3 separate regions of the Mus musculus genome follow, and all the other regions are linked to region 2. A link is a loop called in an ENCODE intact Hi-C map of the cell type or tissue named here. Cell type or tissue: gastrocnemius. All regions are shown on one strand. Each heading gives the region's core, and the rest is flanking DNA. Links, peaks and the distances in the headings are about the cores only.

The links. Peaks named below come from ENCODE experiments on the same cell type or tissue, not always from the same donor. Only the 100,000 strongest peaks of a DNase experiment are listed, where the experiment ranks them.
Region 1: it touches region 2 in a loop (3-fold over the local background); 2 of 42 quality-filtered maps call a loop at or near these places.
Region 3: it touches region 2 in a loop (9-fold over the local background); 7 of 42 quality-filtered maps call a loop at or near these places.

Annotation. Positions count from the first base shown.
Region 1 is chr10:13,909,107-13,917,544 of GRCm38, reverse strand. No RefSeq gene overlaps it. Among named protein-coding and RNA genes, the nearest start is that of Gm22995, 25 kb to the right of the region's middle. In gastrocnemius, for the core only: a CTCF peak has its summit at 3,661; a DNase peak (open chromatin) is centred at 355; H3K4me3 peaks cover 261 bases.
Region 2 is chr10:14,317,545-14,325,982 of GRCm38, reverse strand. It overlaps Gm40603 (a long non-coding RNA gene), which reads right to left and starts at 3,552. Exons shown (of 2, transcript XR_871462.1): 1 at 3,417-3,552; 2 at 1,503-2,475. In gastrocnemius, for the core only: a CTCF peak has its summit at 4,282 (motif pointing right); a DNase peak (open chromatin) is centred at 4,273; H3K27ac peaks cover 255 bases.
Region 3 is chr10:13,012,820-13,021,257 of GRCm38, reverse strand. No RefSeq gene overlaps it. Among named protein-coding and RNA genes, the nearest start is that of Sf3b5, 8.6 kb to the right of the region's middle. In gastrocnemius, for the core only: CTCF peaks have their summits at 2,604 (motif pointing left) and 4,542 (motif pointing left); DNase peaks (open chromatin) are centred at 2,827, 3,346, 4,260, 4,505 and 2 more places.

The DNA.
Region 1 (8,438 bases), core at 111-8,110, 410 kb after region 2:
GCAACAAGCTAAAAAACGGTCGTTGTAATGTGATGTCTTTTAAAATTAATGTTTTTATATACACAAGGAAAAATCCCAAAGCAAAAGATGTAAGCAGTAATTAATTTTGAGCGATGGAATTGTAGAATTGTCTTTTCTTGCTTTTTGCATCTTTACACTGTAGGAACATTTTACAACGAACATCTATTATTTCTATTATAAAGGGGAAAACAATGAAGTTTTTTTTTAAGAACGGAAAAAAAAAGAGAGAGAAAGAATGAAAAATCCCATAGAGAGTGGCATTGTTCCAGGCTGGGTCTCGGGCCAAGATTCCGACTCTGCCGCACAGCAGTGGACAGGACCTCCCTCCGCTGGAGCCTGTGAATAGCTTGATTGACATTCTCTACCCAGACCGGGCTTTCATGCATCTGGCACGGCTCAGCTGGGAACCCCCTTGAAATTTCCAGGCAGGGGCCTCTTGGCTGTGTGTGTGGTACTGACCATCTCTTCGTTTTCTGTTCAGTCACAGAGCCAAGAATGTTCCTGCTATGGAACCAAACTCTGCTCCTCTCGTTACTTCCTTCTTGTTTGGCCTTCAGGAGGCTACTTAGCCTCTGCAGGCTGCCCAACTCAGGCCCAGTTTCTGAAATGGAGTTCAGAAGCACATTACATCCCTTCAGCAACACTGAAGCATCTTGGGTCCCAATAAATGTCAAACAAAACCCCCATCACACCTACCACATCTTATCCCACTCTGTCCACATTCCCTGCTGACAGGCGATGGCGACATGGCTCTCAATGAGTACTTTGTCATCCCTTTTCCAACATATAAGCAATCAAACAGAAGATTGTTGTTGTTGTTGTTATCAAGATAACAAAACTGCTGAGTTTGATTTCTTACTAATCCCGTCTCCAGGAGTGCAGCGGTTCCAAAGCTTGCCAGAAAGGTCCAGACAGAATAAATCAAACCACCAGCAACAACAACCTGTTTTGCAGCCCGTCTAACTTGTCAATGTTCCAGAGCTGATTTGTATCCATTAAAAAAAGTGTTCATATTATGTGAGGGCAGAAGAGGTGCCCACCCTACTGCCAAACCTTCCCATTCAAGACTGCTCTTTATTTTATTTGAATTTGATCACATTTTTCATGAAAACTATCATCCTGATCATGGTACCTCTGAGGCTAGTTTCAATCCTGGATTTCTCCAAGCTGAGCATGTCCACCATCCACCCTTGTCATTGTTAGAGGTTGATGTTGACTTAGCTAATAAATAGAGCCCCTCCCCCCCTATCGACTACCTTCTCTAGAATACTAATCCTTTGCATTTACATCAGGAAACTCATTGGTGACCTGCTAGAAACCATTTCCCTCTATTTCTTTTAGAGTTTTTGTTTTGTTTTGTTTGTTTTTGTTTGTTTTGGTTTTAGTGCATTATATTGATTTTTTAAAATGATGTCTAGATAGATTGTAGTAGCTGTCTCTTTCATTTCAGGACTATACAAGAAGTATTATCTGGCAGTGGTGGTTCATACCTTTAATCCCAGCACAGGAGGTTGAGGAAGGGGAATCTCTGAGTCCAAGGTCAGCTTGGTCCACAAAGTTCCAGAGCTACACAGTGAAACCCTGTTTTGTATCTGTCCTCCCCCACCCCCGACAAAAGCATTATAAATTATTTATGATTAAGTAGAAGGCACGACAGTCTGAGAAACAGCCTAGGAACTCATAAATATTTTCACTTGCAGCAGAGATTCTGGAAGGGAACATGTCTCATCTGATGTCAAGTAGCTTCGGCAATTGCTTTCACTTGCACACCAGCAACCCTAACAAGAGTGCAAGTATCTCACTCTACTTATTACTGTGGGATCACAGGCATTCAGGACAGAGCAGGCAACACCGGTCCCTCTGGAGCCAGAGTCTGAGAGGCAGCAAGGTCCAGGATAACTTGTATGAGAAAAGGGCTTTTATCCAGTAAGAGAAATCAAGTAATCTTGCTGCCCTTTCCAGTTTATCAAGCTGGAAGGGAAAGAATGTATCCTGAGCCTGAGAAGTGGTGGGAAAGACTCTGGAAATATAAGCATACTAAGGGGAGAGGGGAGCGTTGTTGCTAGCTGACTGACAGTGGAGTGTGCTGAATTACTCATGGAGAGAAAGTGTGGGAGTCCTTTGGCATCAGCGCGTCATTGTTGTGCTGGCTGGGCTAGCAGATCTGTATGCTTGTACAGAGCAATGGATTCTCCTTACATTTTTAAAAGGCATCATCCTGCCCCTGAGAGATAAGATAGGGACCTCCCAGAGTTCCCATGCTGATGGGCAAGACAACAGGAAGAAAACAGTGAGCATTATCCCTAAATAAATATCTTATATCTACACTACTTTCACCACTTCTATTTCTTGTGGGTACCAACTTGTGTTGGAAAAATCTTCCTTCACAGATTCACAAAAGTACGCGCATGAGGTAAGCTGAGAGCACGGTCCTCCAGAGAGCCACACTTTCCAGGTTATGAAGAAGTGATCCGTTTAGACCTCCCAATGGGCTTCGAGCTACAGCAGGCTAGCAAACGTAAAACACCAACGGTACAAACAACAGAGGATAGAGTGGGTTATTGGAAAACATGCTTTCCAGTTCAGGATATTTCAAATCAACGTGGGTTTGAAAGCAAGCTGTGTCTGAGGTGGTGTGTAAAATGGATGACCTGTGACCCCCAAATCATGCATTGTTCTGTTGACGGGAGGGATGACACAGGAGGAGACTAGTGAAAGTCATTCTAAAGAGGAAGTCAGGAAGAAATAAGAAGATATTCTACACAGTAAGCGAGAATTCATCAAGAAAATCATTTAATTGGATGTTCATTGTGTGTCTTCCAGAAGCTTAGTCTAAGTTATAGACTCTGGGCATCTACCATGCCACCATATCTGCTTTGTACATGTTTATGTGCACGTGCGCGCACACACACACACACACACACACACACACACACACAGTCTATCTGTTTATCTATCTATCTATCTATCTATCTATCTATCTATCTATCTATTGATGAATCAATCGCTCTATCTATCATCTATCTATATACCTAGATCTATATACACATTTATGGGGCATATTTAGATATAAGTGATAAGTATAGGTAAATACAGGTATTCATTCATTTGTATGAAATTAAGTCTTAGGCTGGAGAGATGGCGCAACAGTTAAGAGCACTGATTGCTCTTCCAGAGGTCCTGAGTTTAATTCCCAACAACCACATGGCGGCTCAAAAACATCTGTAATGGGATCTGATGTCCTCTTCTTGTGTGTCTGAAGAGATCAATGATGTAATCACATAAATAAAATAAATACATCTTTTTAAAAAAAAAGAACTAAGTCTTTCTGAATGTGCCCGTGTCTTTTCTGTTGCTTTGATAAAATAACAAAGCAATGTATACAATAAAATGACTTATTTGGGCTTACAGTTTTTGAAGGACAAGAGCCCATAACCCTGAATCAGAGGCAAGGCAGCAAGAACCAGGCATGACAACAGAAACAAGAGGCTGGGGGCTTGCATAATAAACCTCAAGCATGAAACAGAGAGCAAACTGACACTAACAGGAGACCTTAAGCCCTCAAAGCCACCCTGCCCCACAGTGAGATCCTTCCTCCAGCAGTGCTACACTTCCAAAACCTTCCCAAACAGCACCACCCACTGGGGACCAAGTGTGCAAATATGGGAGCTGTAGGGAGACATCTTTATTGCAACCAATACACTGACATAGAGTATATTGAGAGTTACAATAAGCACACAGGGCAGTTACTGGCCTGCTCTCCTAGAATAATCCAATGAGGGGATTGTGCTGATAAATGGGCAGTAGTCTTATAGAGCCATGCTCAAGAAACAGGAGGAGGGTAAAAGAATTTTGCAAAAGTTCTGATTCCCATCTTTCCTAGTTGGGTTGTGTGGGAAGTTCCTATAACACATGAGGTCTAAAATAAAAAAAGAAAAAAAGAAAAGAAAAAGAAAAAGCCACAGGATAGATTGGCATTATTTAGATTGGTAAAAGGGTTTGCACATCACATCCTGCAGGGGCAATAACAACCACTACAAAGGTTCAAAGAGAGCAAGAGCTCTTCAAATTCTTTTTTTTTTTTTTTTATGTATTTCTTTTTTTTTTCCATTTTTTATTAGGTATTTAGCTCATTTACATTTCCAATGCTATACCAAAAGTCCCCCATATCCACCCACCCCCACTCCCCTGCCCACCCACTCCCCCTTTTTGGCCCTGGTGTTCCCCTGTACTGGGGCATATAAAGTTTGCAAGTCCTATGGGCCTCTCTTTCCAGTGATGGCCGACTAGGCCATCTTTTGATATATATGCAGCTAGAGTCAAGAGCTCCGGGGTACTGGTTAGTTCATAATGTTGTTCCACCTATAGGGTTGCAGATCCCTTTAGCTCCTTGGCTACTTTCTCTAGCTCCTCCATTGGGAGCCCTATGATCCATCCATTAGCTGACTGTGAGCATCCACTTCTGTGTTTGCTAGGCCCCGGCATAGTCTCACAAGAGACAGCTACATCTGGGTCCTTTCAATAAAATCTTGCTAGTGTATGCAATGGTGTCAGCGTTTGGATGCTGATTATGGGGTGGATCCCTGGATATGGCAGTCTCTACGAGGTCCATCCTTTCATCTCAGCTCCAAACTTTGTCTCTGTAACTCCTTCCATGGGTGTTTTGTTCCCAAATCTAAGGAGGGGCATAGTGCCCACACTTCAGTCTTCATTCTTCTTGAGTTTCATGTGTTTAGCAAATTATATCTTATATCTTGGGTATCCTAGGTTTGGGGCTAATATCCACTTATCAGTGAGTACATATTGTGTGAGTTTCTTTGTGAATGTGTTACCTCACTCAGGATGATGCCCTCCAGGTCCATCCATTTGGCTAGGAATTTCATAAATTCATTCTTTTTAATAGCTGAGTAGTACTCCATTGTGTAGATGTACCACATTTTCTGTATCCATTCCTCTGTTGAGGGGCATCTAGGTTCTTTCCAGCTTCTGGCTATTATAAATAAGGCTGCTATGAACATAGTGGAGCATGTGTCCTTCTTACCAGTTGGGGCATCTTCTGGATATATGCCCAGGAGAGGTATTGCTGGATCCTCCGGTAGTACTATGTCCAGTTTTCTGAGGAACCGCCAGACTGATTTCCAGAGTGGTTGTACATCAGAGTGAACCTCACAGAGGCAAATAGGAGCCTAACCCCACCAAGACATTTTAAGGCAGTGGTTCTCACTGTCCCTAATGTTATGACCCTTTAATATAGTCCCTCATGTTGTTATGAACCCCCAACCACAAAAGTTTTATTGCTACTTCACAACTGTAATTTTGCAACTGTTACTAATCATAATGTAAATATCTGCTATGCAGGATAACTGATATACAACCCCAGAGGGGTCACAACCACTAAGTTGAGACCTGCCACCTAAATGCATCCTAAAATGAATGGCTAATTTTCAAGTTCTGGAATAAGCCTGTGACTAACTGTACATGCCACAGTATGTTCAATAGGTTTAATTCTACTTTTGGCATTGTGATATGATACTATCATCTTCAAAGTTCACGTCTGAGAACCATACAACTGATGTACCAAAAAATTGCAAAACAAAGAAACAAAAACAAATGAACTAAAAAACAAAAACAAAAAATCCCCAAAATGTCATAATGCTTTAAAGTTTTGTATTGGGCTCATTAATAGCTAGTTTTGTTTGCATATGCTCTGTCCAGGGTGAGGAAGAAGCTCCTGGAAGGAGAGTAAATTGAATATGTTATGTTAAAGCATTCACCTGGTCAATTGTCACTAGTGACTTAGGGCCATTTCCTCCTTCCTGACTTTCGGATTTTAATTGGTCAAGGTGAACGAAATATGTAATTCCAGGTCTGAGAGTCTATTAGGAAGGGGGAAAAGAAGTGTTGTAGAGGAGAAAGTGAGAAGATTATAATTGGTAGATCCTCTTGAACTCCTGAGAAAATGATAAGTGCGAGGTAAGAAACAGACTCTGAGTGTTGCAGAATCTTGTACCAGCAATGCTGTTAGCAAATGACTAAAATCAAAGCAGTAAGAAATAATTTCTCAAGAAAAAGGCTGAAACCTATTATGTGTTTTGGGCATGTGTATTGCTATGTAGCCCTGGCTTGCCTGAATTCATTGGTTCTAAGAGTCCTTTCCTTTTGTCTTCCATAGGCATGCGCCTTCATGGCTAGCACATCCTCCCATACATGCTATTGGCCCAGCCTTCCTAGTGTCCTTCCCTCTCAGTAGTCATGGAACACCGTATGATTGCCTTTCCACCATCATGTTTGGGTGTGAAATCTAGGCTCCGCCCTTGCCCCCTCACCAGGCAAGCAAGACCTCATTCTACCTTCCTGGGAAGATTAGTTCTGGATACCTACTCCTGGCTGACCTGTCCCTGCTCTCAAATCCCTTCTGCTCTCTAGACTATTACTGGCGTAGATAGGGTCCTGCATTGGCCCAGCATTGTCCCTACAGTTCTCAAAACACCTAATGCTGTATATTTCAGGAATCTTTGACCTCTCTGTTTTCAGTTCATATCTTCAATTTCCTCTCAATTCTGTCTCTGAGGCTCAGTTTATTGAACGTCTGCCAAACATGATGGGGAAAGGCACACATATGGTGCTCTGTGACTACTGAAAAGAAAGGACAGGAGAGAGACTGTGCAACAATATAACACACAAGAGGACATGCTAGGCATGATAGTACATGTCAATAGTCTCAATCCTTGGAAGACAGACGTAAGGGGGTTGCAATTAGTGAGTTCCAGCACAAGCCAGTGTTACAAGACTTAGCCTCAAGACACACTGAAAAATAAAAATAAAAAGAAAAGACAAAAAGAAAATAACTCCTTAGTGCTTAATACTTAAAAGCTAGCTGAACACGAGCCAGTCAGCATTGTTCTTAGACAGAAATTTGGGGACCATGCACACTAAAGCAAATGCCAGATATTTGCTTCTAAATGGCTGTCTTACATTATTATCACTAGTGTTTAACACACACAACAGCATGGCACACATTAGACGGGCTTGGGAAAGTAATTGGGAAAAGCATGGCTTGGCGTGGTTGGCATTGGTGCTGTTATAAAACAGAGCTAGAAAGCCGAGTTACTGTCACTTGGCCAGGACCTGGTTTATCTTGCTTGTATGAAGTAATAGGTTACAATCTTAATGTTTTAAAATAGCCCTCAGCAAATCTCCGATTTTAGGAAAAGCGAATGAGCTCATTTGCAGACAGGCTCATTGGTGTCTTGATGTAAATCACTACTCTGAACCACAAACAAATCTTTATACTCTACTTTCTCTTTTATGGCTTCTAGCGATGCTACAATGCTCCCCCACCTCTTACTCTTGGCCAGAGAGAGTCTAAATTAATGGCTTCATTACCACACAGGATTCTTTTCTATTTAGGTAGGAGCGTGCATCATTACAGAAGACTATACAAAGAGTAAACACAAAAGACTCTACTGACTGGGAAGACTTGAAACCTGACTTCACTGCTAGCTTGAAGGAACAGAAATAAACAACTGCAAAGAACGTTTTTGAACAATGTCCTAATATTTAAAATGACATTTAAATTTTTATTATTTCTGTTGTTACCTCAGTTAATTGAGGGAAGGAAAAGATTAGAAGGACTAGTAGGGACTTAGAATTGGGTTAGGGTTAGGGTTCTAAGAAGGGGCAAAGTGTCCACACTTTGGTCTTTGTTCTTCTTGAGTTTCATGTGTTTTGCAAATTGCAACTTATATCTTGGGTATTCTAAGTTTCTGGGCTAATATCCACTTATCAGTGAGTACATATCATGTGAGTTCTTTTGTGACTGTGTTACCTCACTCAGGTTGATGCCCTCCAGGTCCATCCATTTGCCTAGGAATTTCATAAATTCATTCTTTTTAATAGCTGAGTAGTACTCCATTGTGTAAATGTTCCACATTTTCTGTATCCATTCCTCTGTTGGGGGGCATCTGAGTTTTTTCCAGCTTCTGGCTATTATAAATAAGGCTGCTAAGAACATAGTGGAGCATGTGTCCTTCTTACCGGTTGGAACATCTTCTGGATATATGCCCAGGAGAGGTATTGAAGGATCCTCTGGTAGTAGTACTATGTCCAATTTTCTGAGGAACCGCCAGACTGATTTCCAGAGTGGTTGTACAAGCCTGCAATCCCACCAACAATGGAGGAGTGTTCCTCTTTCTCCACATCCTCGCCAGCATCTGCTGTCACCTGAATTTTTGATCTTAGCCATTCTGACTGGTGTGTGGTGGAATCTCAGGGTTGTTTTGATTTGTATTTCCCTGATGATTAAGGATGCTGAACATTTTTTCAGGTGCTTCTCAGCCATTCGGTATTCCTCAGGCGAGAATTCTTTGTTTAGCTCTGAGCCCCATTTTTTAATGGGGTTATTTGATTTTCTGGAG
Region 2 (8,438 bases), core at 82-8,081:
CTGGCACTATGGTGTCTCATGCACGGAGATCCTAAGTCATGACTGGACATCAAACAGCAATCAAATGCATGGTAAGAAGGCCAGAGTTCTGGTTCAGAGATGCTAAAACGCCGGGACTACAGAAGAAGCCTTCAGTCAGCACTTCCCAGAGGGGCTTCACACAACTTGATAAGACAGCAAAGAATAGGGGCTCTTTTAGTACATGAGCATTAGTCATGAGGCACGTACGACACTCTGCAGGCATGCAGTAATCATGGAAGGGGGAAGCTGCTCCAGTTGGTGACTTCAGAAATCCCAGTTGCTTAGAACAGAGGTTTGTCTATAAAAGCTTTTTGACTGAACAGAACATTCTAAACTTTCTTTTTCTCCATCCCAAAGTCTCATTATGATAGTTTCTGGAATTTTATTCTTTTACAGCTCATTGAAACCACACCACATTACCTCCAAGAAGCCTTCCTCAGTCTTGCTGATGGATATTCAATCTTGATCAACCCTTTGGGTATTGTGGAATGAACATGTGTCCATTAGTCAAACATGTCCACTGACCCACAAGTGCATCTTGAGGAGAGTGAAAAGCCGTGGTGCTAAGGAACACCCCCATACCACTCACACATTCGGTGAACAGGACTCTTTCATCTTGGGTTGAGAAGCATTCTCCACCCATTATCTCATCCCCCCCCCCCCCTTCATGTGTCAAATATTGGCTCCTTTGCTCCAAATTCTATTCCTGAAAGCTCTCTGACACGATGCATAATTTCTTCCATTTGTTGGATTAGTTTGCATCCCATAAACCCACATATGCAACTGTGGGAAATGAACAGGAAAATGATGTCACAAAGCAGAGGAAGCGGAGCCGCTGCTGACCACAAATCAATACGACGGCAGCATCGCTCGGCGTTTGTGGCCAGTCACCATCTTTGGATCTCCAGGTGGGAGAGATAAGCCATGGCAAAGACAGTGAGTTCTCTCCCTATCTGTGGGTCAGTGTACCTCGGTCAGGACGTTTTCAAAAGACAAAGGAAATGTTTTTTAAAATGAAAAATAAAAAACAATGGTGTCTCTTTCTGTTTAATTTTCTCCCTCTAATTTCTCTGTGACTCCTCATAAGCTCAGACATAGGGACCTAAATGACAGATTAATCAGTAAAATAGTTTGGCAAGGATGGTCTGTGTTATGAATTCCAACACCCATAGTAAAAAGCCAAGTGTGGCAGTGCATGCCTGTAATTCTGGTTCTTGGGAATAGAGAGAGAGAGGAGGTTCCTTGGAACATACCGAGCCGCCAATCTCGATGAATCGCTGAGCTCCAGGTTCTATGAGAGATACTTTATTACAACACGGACTTGGAGAGCAACTAACAAAAGGTATCTGATAGCAACCTCTGTCGTCCACATACATATATACTCATGTATGTATGTATGTATGTGTGTATGTACACACATGTGCATATACGCATGAACTTGTACATACACTCGGATCAGAAATAGAATTTGGCAACATGAACACTCTCAAACGACTGAGATTTATTTAGAAAGGTTTCACATACCAGTGGTATGTACTGAATTACTCACTTCAGACCGCCATCACAAAATACCAAAATACACAGATTGGGTCAATTTTTACATAACAGAAATTTACCGTTCATAGTTCTAGATGCTAAGAAGTTAAAGATCAAGTTCTCAGCAGAGTCTGTGGCTGGTGAAGACCCTCTTCCTCATCTTCTCACTCTAATGTCACATGTCAGAGAGATGAGGGACCTCTCTGATGTCTCCCATAAAGATACTAGTCCCACTTCCCAAAGGCCATATCCTTATAGAGTGAGGAAGTTACCAGATGAGCCTTGGGAAACAAACATTCAAACTATCCATAGCATATGCTAAGCGGCCTTTGGATTTGGTGACTCTGGAGTTGACAAAGCAAAGTAGACATGGAATGATGGGAATTTGGGTAGTGTCTCCTCTACACACACACACACACACACACACACTCACAGCTACACAAACCATACTCTCATCAGTCCACAGAGATAAGGTCAAGAAACTTCTGCAAACTTTGGTGCAGTTCTACAGTTAGATGTGCTTTGAACGAATCTTTGGGACAAAGGGGAAATCACAAGGGGGAATACTTTCTCACATAGACACATATGACTTTCTCACAATGTGACTATCACTGCCCTGAAATTCATTTTAAATGCTACCACTGCAAACATTTTAATAATTTAAAAAAGCTGTCATGTTTGGCAGCCACAAGCGTACCATGTTGACAAAGAGAGGACTGGAGTGTCTCTAATCAACTATTTGGATCACAGAGTAATTATGCAGAGATAATCCCCAGGAAATGGATGAACCTGAAGGGCAAATCCTGCCACCAAGGATGGAGGGAGAACCCCAAGGAAGCCTCCCATGCACTGAGCTGCTTCCTGGGGCTTGGAAGAAGGCAGCTGCTTCCTCTGGGGAATTCCAAAAGCTCTCATTCCCTAAAAAAAAGAGAGAGAGAGAGAAAGACATAAAGTCTGAGAGCTGCCATTTGTCTGGCAAGTCTCTCTTGCTACTTAGCCAATTTAGATATCCCTTTAGAATCCTTGGGAGCCTTGATAATACTGTGCATTGAGTATCTTTCCTCTTCCCTTTGGTAATGCACTCGGCTCTGAGCTAGGATGAAAATTCAGTAAAATTTGCTCTCCAGGTTCCCAGCTTGGTCAACCCAGCAGTCTGCACGTTTAGTTTACACATAGGGACCCTCCTCAAGAACAAGGAATGTAACCTATGCCTAAAACTCTTTCTTATTTGAAGCGCTCAAGGTGTGGTTCTTATTAGGCTCTGAGAGAAAGGGTAGGGCTTGATTCAGAATGTGTCTGAAAAGGGCACTAAGAATGGCTGGTATTATGCAGTGTTGACTGCATTGGGTCACATATGAAGTCATTGTGAAGTTAATGACCAGGTTGGAATCCTGTCTAGGCTGGAATATTTGAGGATTTGTTTACTTGCTTTGGGGTTTTGTGGTTACTTTATTTGTTTTCTAGCTATACATACTTATACTGGGATATTATGGGATATATAATAGCATATGGGATATTATCATGAATCATCGCCAGACTCTGTGCTTCTTGCTAACAAAATGGGACTTAAAAAATCCTCATAAATACACATTTTCTAATATTTCTTTTCTCACAAGCCCAGACTGCTCCAATTTTTTTTTTTTTTGTGAAGTTGGCTTTCTCACTACAGCAAAAAGCACTCACTCCCCATTTCTTGCTTTCCTCCTTCCAGCTCATGGGCAACACATCCACCGAACCCTCTGTGTAGGCCAGTCATTCTCCAGTCTTTCACAGCAGGGTCACCTCAGACATATGTGTGCTCCTGAACAGACCAGTTAAAGGGAAGCCCCAGCTCCAGACTTCTGCTGGGTGATACGAACCGCAAGCATCCATCCTCAAGGTCCCCCGCAGCCATCCTAGCATATGTGAAGTCACCCTAAAGACAAAACAGAGATTATAAAGAAGAGAGAACCAAGAACCCAGAAATGAAGCTGAAGATAAAACAGTCGAGATCCCCAGTCACCTCTGTTTTGACTTGATATTATCTATTCCTTCCAATAATTAAAACACAAAAGGTAGTTGAATTTTCTTTTACAGGAAGAACTACGGATGCCCTCATTCCTTACAGAACTCAGTGAGACTGTCACGCAGGATCACATGTAGGGACTGGACAGAGCCACCTTCTGTTCTTTTCCTTAGATTGGGATGAGTAGTGGGGAAGGACAGAAAGTTGGCCAAAGGCAGAATGACGTTCCTTGTTTAAGTCTTTACACGTATTCTACTTCAGAACACACCTTTTCCCTGCCAGGATCTGCAATCAGAAGAGTTCTATCTTCTCTGACTAGCTGGAGTTTGGTTTTTGCTAATTTCAACCTAAAGAGCGCTGATGAAGGGAGACTACTGTCAAGACAGCTCTTCTGAAACGAAAACATGTCCGTGAAAATGTCTAACGCTAGTCTATTAGTATTGTTAGTCCAACCCAGTGGTTTACTCAGCTTTGTCTCACAGAACTGCTTCCAGATGGAGGCCAGGTGCACATATCTTTCCTCCTCCCTCTCTGTTTTATGAACTAGGCTTCTGGGTGAGATACTATTTGAGTAAAGGGGCCATTGCTAAGAGTACTTGAAAACAACTGGCTTATTCAGGAAATAACACCCAAGGCAGTCTTTCTTCCAAGAGCCCTAGATGGACTTTTTGCAGAGACCTGGGGAAAATATATCAGTGTAGTGCCGGCAGTGACCGCCAGAGGGAAATCGAGAGACAGTGGAGACCAAGGCAGGATACCAAAGGTAAATCTAGATTTACCAAAAGTATCTCGAGATTTTCCTTTGCAAGTTGTATTTCAAAGGGCTGACTGAAACTGCTTGCCCCCTCCTAATTTTTTCTTAATTCTGCTAATAAGAATTAGTACTAAAAGAAAAAAATTTTTAAAAAAATTAGTACTTACGACACAGTGTGAATGTCTGCATTCAAATACAGCGAGAACAGACTACAGACAATATTCCTGTGCCTCTGCTCCTGGTCTTTATGTTTCTTGGCATGTTTTATCCAACTGCCAATTTATGTATATCTGCTTATTTGTTTGTTCTACTAAAATCATCGCTGTGGAAAAGAAGGGAGCCAACATTTCTCTTGACCTGTATGCCGCTCTTTCAGATTTTTGGTCGCATCCCATGTGCTGACCCAAGGCTTTTCCTGATGGAACCCATCCTAGATCACTAAACACCCCATGTCTCTCTAATAATGAGGAACACATATCTGTCGCTCAGCTTTTCTGACCAAACATGCCAATACCAAGGCTTGCAGATTTCCTGTAACTCCAGACAACTTTTTTCCTGGATGCCCTTTCCCAGCTTGGAAACCAGAAGCCACCTGGCCTGGATTCTACTTAAGTGAATAAAGGCCTGTGGTTCGAAGGGCCATGATCCAGGCACCTGGCTGCCCCTGTGTCACAAGGCTTTTGAGCAGAGTAAACACTTGATCTAACTCCTGACTGGGGCACAATGCTGTCTCCTTTCCCCTTGGCTCCCCAAGCCCCCATTAGTCACTTCCTCACAGAGACCATTTGCTACAATCCTCCGTTGCCTCAGCCGCATCTATTCTTGCTGCTTAATAGTCCATCGGACGATCTGGTTGTCTTTTCAAAAGCTTTTTATGTTCCATCTTCCCAAAATCATTTCCACTTTGCCAAATGATACTATTTTGAATAACAGTAAGTACATGCTAGAAGTAAATTATTATTCTAAAACTGGCTTCATCAAAATAGGAGCAGATGAAAAAAATGTAAATGGGTCTAAGCTGAAGGGTCTGAGCCAGGGAGGAGAAGCAAGAATCAACTCAATTTCTAGACTGGATCTGTTTAAGACAACCACCTGCTTCAGAATTATCGGTACTGGTGAAACACACCAAGTTCTGGGCCTTGAGTCTCTATTTCTAAATCAAAATCTATAAGTGTAGAAATAGACATCTGAATTTGAGCATGCTCCTTAGCAGCAATATGTAATGAAATATGACACTCTGTTTTCTAGATAAGCCATGCCTGATAAACCTTCTGATACAGCCTTCCTGCCAACTAGAAACATTCCCTAACTATGGAGGCCAAAACTTTTGGCTCTGAGCACTTGCTAACTTAATACTTATCTTTCAAATGACTTGGACCAAATGCCTGGCAAGTGGTAACTTAAGGGAGAAAGGGCTATTTGGGTTCATGGCTTGAGGAGATACAGTCTATCCATGAAAGACACAGTGGTGATCTGGGGAATGCAAAGTATGGCTTCCTGTCAGTGGGACCTTGTCACATCTAGTTTCTCTGATCTCGGCAGTCCAAGAGGCAGAAATCTGAACGCTCAGCTGGCTTTCTCCTTTTCCATCTGTATTCAGTTCACAGCTCCAGACCATGGACTTGCAGTATGTAATTATTAAAAAAACAATCGACACTATCACCAGCTACTCACCGGAAACAGTGGTCTCCCCGCCCCCATGGCCATCCCCAAGTGGCAGTCCGCCCAGTTTCCTAAGGTTCACTTGCCCCTGAACCACTCATACCTTCCCAGGCCATCTCCCCGCTGCTAGCCCCTGAGGCTAGCCCTAAACCACTAGCCTCTTATAATTAAGGCTCCACAGGCTTGTAATTTATCAGTCACATTTATAGAACTTTAAATTCTCAGCCCTCAAAATGCCCACACAAAGAACTCAAAACTCAATTGATACTAATATAAGCTACCCCCTAGATTGGACAAATGTGTCTTGTATTATTCTATTGCTCTTCTATAATATCCATAGCTATCTGTGCCAATTTCAAGCCTCTTGGATCCCGTTCGTCTTCTTCCTCCCCCCATCCCCCTCCCTCTCTCCTCCCCCTCTCTTTCTTTCATTTTTTGTTTGTTTTTTTAATTGGGTATTTATTTCATTTACATTTCCAATGCTATCCCAAAAGTCCGCCACCCGCTCCCCCACCCACCCACTCCCACTTCTTGGCCCTGGCGTTCTCCTGTACTGAGGCAGATAAAGTTTGCACGACCAATGGGCCTCTCTTTCCACTGATGGCCGACTAGGCCATCTTCTGATACATATGCAGCTAGAGACACGAGCTCTGGGGGGGGGGGTGGGTATTGGGTAGTTCATATTGTTGTTCCACCTATAGGGTTGCAGATCCCTTTAGCTCCTTGGTTACTTTCTCTAGCTCCTCCACTGGGGCCCCCCAATGGAGGAGCTAGAGAAAGTTCCCCCTCTCTTTCTATGTCCCTCTTGGACACAGACTGTCTGCCTTCTCCTTGCCCAGAGATTGGCTTCTTGTCATCTTTATTATCCAATCAATTAATTAGGGGACAATTCCACTACATCCACTCACCTTCAAGGTGGGTTTATGTTCCCCCACTCCTTTCTGGAAACATCCCCACAAACCTACAAAGATGGGCATCACTAAAGTCTGGGCATTTCTCAGTCCTAGGATGCTGTTCTTGTTAGTGAATCCTATGTAAGTGGGTGGATCCTTCAGCAGACCACTGTCCTGCCTCACAGTGCTACTGTAGCCAAAGACATCTGATCTGAATACGCACAGCTATATGCATATGCCCATATACATATACATACACATGCGCATACATATACATATCCAGTATGTTCATATGCATGTAAAGTTTTGTGAGAAAGTAAGGTTGTTTTTGTTTTTTAATTTTTAATTTTGAAGGATTATCAGTCTTTGGGGGAAGATATTATTGACTGGTTGGTCGGGTGATTTCTCAGCTTGTTTTTCTAAATCAAACCATCCTCCACTGACTCAAAAATCTCACTGGATGTTGAGCAAAGACATACTTCATTAGTCGTCCATTCTAACAGCTACAGTAACAGGCAAGGCAACCACGTTTATTCAGAGCTCGAGCTCTATAACTATTCCAGCTTCTATTACAGATTTTATTTTGAGACACTGAGTTTCTTTGGGGAAATGTACAGGCCTTAGTCCTTAATTTAGTTACCTTTTGAGCCTTAGTTATTTTATGAACACTAGAGGAGGTCCTTTAAATATATTAGATTGGATGGCTAAGGAGATAGCTCAGTGAGAAAACTTTTTGCAATACAAAGGTGACGATGAGTCCTTATGCCCTGTGCCATCAATATGCCAGGCAACTGTGGTGCCTATAAGCACAACAGAGACTGGGGGCCCAGACCAAGGTGGTTAGCTATAGTAGCCCACCTGGTAGGTCTATATTCAAGAGACCGTGAAACATACCCAACATCTATCTTGGGTGCTTCTCCACACAAGCACACACATATAAACACACATACATACATAGATATACACGTACAAATGCAAAAAGTGAATTTTAGACAATGGAGGGAAATGTTTATCTTTTGCATTGTTTTTCTTTCTTTTATTAAAATATTAATCTTAAAAAATCTATAATTTAAAGATCTGGGCTTCATATTTTTCTGAGGGTTTTTTTTTTTTTCCCAAACAGAATTGCCGTCTTCTTCCTTCCTGAGTCTATTTGTCATCCTAAAATTGGTACAGGCTTATCTCTACCTAAGGAATTCTGGCATCTAAATAACCATATAATTTCAGCTTATGACCCCTAAAGTTCTTTTGCCCTTGAGCATGTAAAATTGAGCAAGCAGGGAAGCTGGGTTTTATGGTAAAGCAGAGAAAGGAAGAAAAGTTTCACGGAGTGGCTTCTAAACAAGCCAGCCAATCTCTAGTGCAGCCTCTGGCTTACAACACATTCTTCATGAATTCTTCAGTTGTAGCTGAACTTACCACACAATCCACAAAATAATGAAGAAATGTTTCATCCCTGAGCTGGATGCAAAACATAAAACAGTGCAGTCTTCAAGTGGCTCACTCTCCAAGGGAAGAGACACAGAACAAGGCTATACAGCATGTCCAGTGCTACAAACGGAGTGAC
Region 3 (8,438 bases), core at 270-8,269, 1.3 Mb after region 2:
GGTCAAATCAGATACTGATTGGTTACTCCTACAAATGATGTGACACCATTGCACTAGTACATCTGGCAGGCAAAACACCAAATAATGGTAGTGGTAGACTGGAGAGTTTCTGGCTGACTTGGTGATGACATTGTTCTTTTAGTCACATGCAGAGCACCTTCCTGTACCAAACAAATGGTTGAAGGCTCTATGTAGACATCATCTTGGCTTCTCCATATTCACTAAGTGCACAGGAGTGAGACTGTCTGAGCAGAAGGAGACTCAGACCTCCTTCTCCATATTCATTGAGTGCACAGGAGTGAGACTGTCTGAGCAGAAGGAGACTCAGACCTCCTAGGTTGAGCTCTAAGATGTCTGAGAGATTCCCAGGACCTGTCCATACCTCCAAACCGCAGATAGAAGACAGGCAAACAGGGCTACATCTCCCTCATTTAACCCATCACTCCACCTGGAAGGCTTGGAGGGATTCTCTGCCTAATTCTCCTGCATGCCGCCCTGACGCTTCTAGTTCCATGCCCATCTCCATTGCACACCTGGCCATTGAGATGTAATTCCTATTGGAGAGCTATCACCCTGGGGCACCTCCTCTCTGGTGACTGGGAAGGCCCATGGCTCACCTCCCTCATCTAGGTGCTCCTGGCATGTTCACAGAGGAGTGTGCCCCATGCCACATGAGTCCAAATTACTGAACACACTTTAGCATATAAGGCCGTATTCTTCAGGGATGCGAGCAGAGGACAGAAGGCAGTGTCCCAAGTCCCTACTCCTGGAGGTAAGTCATGGGACTCGGGAGGACCAAGCCAGCCCTAGGAAAGTGATCTAGAGTCAGATGTTTAGGGGGAGCTGATAACTCCAGGCTTTGCTGACAATGGGTTCACACCAGCTCTGGTGTGGGACGTGTGCACATATTCATGGTGGAAGCTCCTGACCAAGCTGACAACCCCCTCACCCCCCCTACCACCGCTGGTTCCATTTGCGAGGGATACCACAGCTTCCTGGGGGTAAGCCTGAAATATTCTACATGCCCAGCTCCTCAAGAGATAGCTGCTGGCCTCCAGCTCAGACTATTTAACATAGAAACAAAAACCTACCCAGCTCAGTGACAACAAAGACAAAGAGAAACCATCTTTGCCTTGTGCCTAATCCACAGCCAGGCTGGACTCTGTGAATGTGAAGTCATATATTTACATATGTGCTTGCATGTTTTAATGTGTTTATTGACTAAGGACAGGCTGTGAACTCTAGGAGACAGGCCCTGGCTGCCAGCACACAAGTCTCGGTGCAGAGGGGTCCAGAGGCATTGAGTCCCAGGCTGGGATTGATGCTAGGCAAATCCCTGTTTGCAGAGTTGGTTGCTGGTCTCTGGGGCGGACGTGGGGCCTCCCAAGGAGAGTGACTCTATGCCTTTCTGTCCTCTTTCAATTCCTTGGGTCCCTGTGAGGATGAACCTATAGAGCTCTTAGAATATGCAGAAGAAGCCTCCGGACTCAGAAGTGAGAAAGTCTCCCCCACCTTGTGGGAACATGTAGTGCTAATTCCCAAACTCCTGGTCTGTCATGGGGAGAGGTGGGAGACCCTGCTAGAGTTGGGGCTGGTGCTGATGGCTCCACACTCCTCAACACAGAAGAAAGCAAGAGGCCTGGAAGAAACTCATGTGCCCTCCAGGGCAGAAGGACACCCTAGACTGGCCAACCCAGTTCCAGAAGACAATGAATGCAGAACTCCTGTGTGTCCTGGCTGTTCCTGAAGAGAAGTTTGCAGAAGAAAACCAAACCAAACCAAACCGGAATTTCTTTGTCCAAGGGAGTCAGAAGCTTAAGGAGGTGATGGGGACTTATTCAAGTCCAACATGGAAATTTCTAGACTCTAGAATCTTATGTGTTCTGCTACTGCTCTGACACAGCTATCCAGATGGAACCACTGTCCCCCTGAAGAGCCCGACATCAGTGTAGTGTGTGAGAGAGAACTTGCCACAAATCAGTGAGGGCAGGACGCCTTGTCCCTTGGAAAGAAACCTGTGTGTATGTTATGTCACAAGGTGGTACTGGAGGTGGTAATGCAGCTCGGTTGGAAGTGCTTACCCATGCGTGAAATCCTGGCATCCATCCCCCACCACTGCAGAAAACTAGGCATGGTTGCACGTGCCTATAATCCCAGCACTTGTAGGTTGTAGGAGGACCAGAAGCTCAAGGGCATTTTGCATTTTGAGACCAGCCTTAGCTCCAAAAGATTTTGTCAAAAAGTAAAAAAGACAACAGGGGTTTATCAATGGCGGAGCATTTAGTGTCAAACACGAACACTAGACCACTCCACACTCATGATGATCCTTTGAAATGGTGTATTTAGGTGTGTTTTAATATACAATCTTTTTGTAGGCGTGGAGCGATGTGTTATGAGTTACCGGCTTGCAAAAAGCAGCCCAGGGCTCCCGACTCAGTCATTTCCATTCCAAGAGGGTAAGGCTCCCCTGGAAAAGATGATAGACATTGCCTACCCATTCCACCTTGTAGAATCCTGCAGGACACAGACAATGGTGGCATACCCTGAAGGGAGGGGAGGCCCCACTTTTCCATGCTGCACAGCCCCCGTTCGCCCTCTGCTGGGCACAAGAAGAGTCAGCGGGTTCTTTTAGCAACCAGATGCAGAGCAGGGCTGGGACTTGTTCTTTGTTTTGTTTTGTTTTGTTTTGTTTGCTTATTTGTTTGTTTTTAATGATTGAGAACTGTATTTTCCTTGTCAAAGGTGTGCCAAGAGGCTGCAGAGCAGTCTCACAAGGAGCTTCCGACCCGTGACTGGGGATTGCACAAGGACCAGATCTCTCAGCGCCTCCTTCATGGGTCCTTGCACTTCTTCCCCAAGGGTGTGATAGTCCTGGGTCTGTACCACAGCTGGCCAAGGGACAGTATCAAGAGGCTGGCATCTATTCACAGCACTGCCAGTTGGGCCAGGTGTAGACCAAGAAATCAAACTCTCATTGGTTAGCACAGTTTGCTCTGTGTTGAGCCCTGAGGGTCGATCCTCATTGCCGAGCTCTATGACCCTCAAGAAAATGTCAGTACAGATGGCTCCGTGGGAGCAGAAGCCCGAGAAGAGCATAGGTGTCGTGGGATATCCATCTTGATGGCTTTGGACCTGTGCTTACCACTATGTGGACCTCCATGAAAGAAGGCAGACGCTTCTCTGGCTAAGCTCTGGAAAATAAGAGCACTCAAGTTCTTGAGGACACCCTGTTTAATGAACCAAAGTGTCACTGCTGGGCCTTCTAGAAGTGGCTATCAGGCATTCGTGAAGGACAACCCTGCCTCAGGGCGCCACACAGGCCACTCACATCAACATGGGCCCCTGCAACAGCACTTCAGCCTGCTTTCTTATGGACTCCAGGTCCACAAGCCAACTGACAGCACCACCCACAATGGGCGGGGCCCCACACACCTCATCACAGATTTACCTACAGGACAATCTTAAGGATACATTTCCTCTCAGTTTGGCAGTTCCTCAAAAAAAAAAAAAAAAAAAAGGACTGAGGACCGAGTTATACCACTGCTGGGTATATACCCAGAAGATGCTCCAACATATAACAAGGATACATGCTCCACTATGTTCATAGCAGCCTTATTTATAATAGCCAGAGGCTGGAAAGAACCCAGATGCCCCTCAACGGAGGAATGGATACAGAAAATGTGGTACATTTACACAATGGAGTACTACTCACCTATTAAAAATGATGAATTCATGAAATTCTTAGGCAAATGTGTTTGCCTACTGGTCTAATGTCATAACTTGCCCAAGTCTGCTGAGATTAAATGAGATCATACTATGTAAGTCATTGGAAGAGTGATACTTGACAAATCCTAGAAGATGTGATGGCTACCATTCTAGGACTTAGAACTTGCTTTTCTAGCTGTATAAAAACAGGCGCCAGAGACTGAAGAGCCTTTTAATCCATAGTAAGAAATAAGAAATGATAGCCAGGTGTGGCGGTACAGATCTGCAACCTCAGAGCTCAGGAGTCAAAGGCCGGAAGATTGGGAGTTCAAGACCAGAAACCAGGCAACCTAAGACTGTCTTAGAAAGCAGGGCCATAGTTGAGATGTCTTGAGCCTAGCATGATGGACGGGCCTATAATCTTAGGGCAGAAATTACGTAGCAAGGCCCGTTCTCAAAAAAAAAAAAAAAACACCAAGCTGAGCTTGGCGGCACGCCTTTAATCCCAGCACTCCGGAGGCAGAGGCAGGCAGATCTCTATGACTTTGAGGCCAGCCTGGTCTACATAGTCAAGTCTAGGACAGCCAGGACTCTGTTACACAGAGAAACCCTGTCTAGAAGAACCAAACCAGTCAAACAACAACATACGCAGTGGTCTATAACAGAAAAGGATGATGTGGGTTTATCTAATGGAAACTGGCCCGGTGTGCTGTGTGGTATAGAGCAGTTTCCAAGTTTAGGCAAAGAAACTTGATTCCTTGCTGAAGTCAGCAGGAGTCCTTTGTGCAGAGCGGTTCTAAAAAAGTAACTCCTATCCTATACTGCCCTCCAGTGGTCAACACAGACATTACTCTAAGAATGCCTGAAACAACTAAACGTATTAGGACAGCTTTTTAGCTTCTGAGATGCACTTCATTTTCTGATCCTTAAATGAGAATTGTCATTACAAAATTATTTCCTCCACCATGAGTGTTGCCACTCTAACTGATAAAGATTCATACAGCTTTGGTTTATGTAGATGAGATATTTCATGTGGTCTCATACTCCTTGGTACAAGCCTCTAAGGTTTTCATATTTCTACCTTTAATCCCAGCGCTCGGTAGACAGGCAGATGGAACTCTGTGTGTTCGAAGCCAGCCTGGTCTACAGAGAGAGTTCTAGGACAACCAAGGCTATGCAGAGAAACCCTGTCTCAAAAACCAAAACAAAGCAGCACAAAACACGTGTATCTTTAAAGTCTGAGATAAAAACTGATGAATTGAGCCAGATGTGGCAGTGCACACCTTCAGTCCTGGCAGAGGCAGGTGGATCTCTGTGGTTTCTAAGCCAGTGTAGTCTACATAGCAGGTTTCAAGCCAGCCAAGGCTACACCGTGAGATTGTATCTGGAAACAAACAAACCAAACCAAAGAACTACTACCTACCACAACAAAAAGTACTAAATTATCCCAATAGTATTTTCCCACATTAAATCTACTTGGGGGTGATTATATAGTTGAGATTTGGACTTTGCAGCTAGAATAACTGGCTGTAATCCAGACTTAGTTACTATTGAGAATCCAGGCTTAGCAATGTTCTGGTTGGCTTTCTAATGCTGTGATAAACACCATGACCAAAAGCAACATGAGGAGGGAAGGGTACATTCCCCATCCAGTTTATCGCCTACCATGGAGGTTAGGCAGGCATGGACTCAAGACAGGAACGTGAAGGTTATAAGTCAAGCAGAGAGAGTAGGCTTACACTCAGCTACCTTTCTGTATCTTTCTTTCTAAAGATGAATTCAAATGCTATTTGCTTATTATGTGTGTGTATGCTTTGCCTTCATGCATGAAGGTGCCCACAGCAGACAGAAGAGCCCGTCAGATCATCTGGAGTTATCGTAGGTTATAAGAAATCAAACCTAGCTGGGCGTGGTGGCGCACGCCTTTAATCCCAGCACTCGGCAGGCAGAGGCAGGTGGATTTCTGAGTTCGAGGCCAGCCTGGTCTATGAAGTGAGTTCCAGGACAGCCAAGGCTATACAGAGAAACCCTGTCTCAAAAAACAAAAACAAACAAACAAACAAAAAAATCAAACCTAGGACCTCTGGAAGAGCAACCAGTGTTCTTAACCACTGAGCCATCTCTCCAGCCCTCAACTACCTTTCTTATCCCTTCCAAGGCCACCTGCCTCGGGGTGGCACCGCCCACAATGGGTGTGGCCTCCTATATCAATAATTAAACAAGAAAATGCCCCCTTAGACTTACCTGCAGGCCAATCCGATGGAGGCATTGACACACTCCTCCTCCTCAAGGCTCCTCCTTCCTAGATGACATTAATTTGTGCTGTTGACAAAGCTCTAACTGGTGTATTGAATCATCATCATCATCATCCAGGACTAACTAATAATAGTAATACATGTTCAGATAATAATGATACAGTTCAGATAACAATAAAAATGCAATATAATAAATAATCCAGGCTTGGCTAGTAAGCTATATATAACTCTGGGCAAATACATTTCTCTGACTCTCGTGCATGTGTTAAATAGAAATTATGTAAGCTAGACAATGAAGTGCTGAGCACACAGGGGCTTCCCAGCGTTAGCTGAGACTGCTGTGACAGGACGATGCTCTCGGTGATCTGCCTCTCCTGCATTACCTGTCTTAGTGAGAGTGGAGACTGTGTGAAGCACACAGTCCACAGCAGATTTCCTGGACTAAGTCCCGTCTTTCCACACTGACCCTTCAGCTTTTATCGGATATGTTCGGATCTGCCAGACACTGTTCACGAAATAAATAAGCTAATAAAACAGAATAAAATCTTTGACTTTGCCATTTTACAAGACAAACCCTAGCCGGCTTAAGCAGCCTTTCACTAAATTACTAAGTCCCGCCTCAAATTTTGCAGTTCTGAATGGATGCACTCCTGAGTTTAGTGCAGTGGTTCGCAACCTTCCTGATGCTGTGACCCTTTAATGCCCTTCCTCATGTTGTGGTGACCCCAACCATAAAATTATAATCATTGATACTTTGTAACTGTAATTTTGCTTCTGTTATAAATCACAGTGTAAATATCTGTGTTTGTAGGTGACCCCTGTGAAAGGGTTGTTTGACCCCCCCCCTCAAGGGTTCGAAACCCACAGACAGGTTTCGAGCCACCGGTTTAGCACATGTGTCACTCGGCTCTGTAGCTCCAGGCCTGCCCTCTTTTTCTCTAGTGTAAGTGTCATTACCCCTCAGGCTTTCTTGCTGCAGCCTCCAAGGAGAGTTCACCTGAGCAACACTTTGGATTCTGTATCAAGTTTTCTGAAGCGGTGATTCACAGTGCAACTTTTCCTCTCTGAGGAGAGTGGGGTGGAGCCGAGCATTGGCATTGACATGTTAATTGCATGAACACTTACAAATGGTTCTCCTTCACTTTGCCTGTGTACTCTCAATGCAGCATCCACAGGGTCCCTCCAAAGTAGCAATTTAGCAGCTTTCCCGAAGTGACAGCTCATTTCACTCATTTTTGAGAAAATATCTGTCAGATACCGAAGTATCTATTATTTAATCTACCATCAGTCACTCGGGAAACGCAGTAAGGTGCTGTGAGTAAGGTTGCATTTCAGGGAATCTGTAGTCAAACTCTTCCCGTAATCAAAACCCGAGTTCATTAGCGTTTTCTCACCACAGTTAATATTTGCACAGATTACACAAAAGCAACATCAGTAAAAGTGACTGGGTGCGAGTCAGGACAATGGCATCGAGATTACAGCAGTGGTGGGAACACTCTGCCTCAGCTGCTCGGTGGAAACGGACAGAACTGTTTCCCTTCTGAGTGTCTGAGCTGTAAGGCAAGCAAAGGGATGTGCCTGTAAACCCAGCACGCAGGAGGCCGAGGCAAGAAGGCAATGAATTGGCAGTCACTGAGACCATCCTAGGCTACATACAGCATTTGGGGGTGGGGGGGGTCCTTGATAAAGCAATACGATCACTAGCTTTGTGACATTTTTGCCCTTGAAGACCTACTATATCATGAGATTGATAGGGTGTTGTCTTAGTTAGGGTTTTACTGCTGTGAACAGACACCATGACCAAGTCAAGTCTTATAAAAACAACATTTAATTGGGGCTGGCTTACAGGTTCAGAGGTTCAGTCCATTATCAAGGTGGGAGCATGGCAACATCTAGACAGGCATGGCACAGGCAGAGCTGAGAGTCCTATGTCTTCATCCAAAGGCTGCTAGTGGAAGACTGACTTCCAGGCAACTAGGGTGAGGATCTTATGCCCACACCCACAGTGACACACCCATTCCAACCAGGTCACACCTATTCCAACAAGGCCACACCTTCAGATGTTGCGGCTCCCTGCTCCAAGGATATACAAACCATCACTGGTGTATATAGCCCCCCTGCTGTCTTCAAAGGATGCTGGTGTCCTCAAGGGAAGCCCTGTGCTGGGAGCAGAACTCACAAGATGCCATTTTTCCTTTGAAGGAAGAAACTCTAGTCTTACTGTTGGTTTCCTTATGTTCCCAGTGCTGGGGGCAGAGGGAGGGGAGTGAACCCAGGGCCTCAAGCACACTAGGTGAGCACACTAAGTGAGCACTGGGCTTCAGAGCCACATGCCCGGCCCTACAGTGGCGCTTTCAGACTTGGGCATCTGGCACATTTGTTCTTGAGAATGAATCAAATGGGTCTGGTACAGCAAGGAAAATTGCATATTTGCTGTCAGTGAGATTTCAAGCATTTCAAGCAAAGGCTGAAGCTACA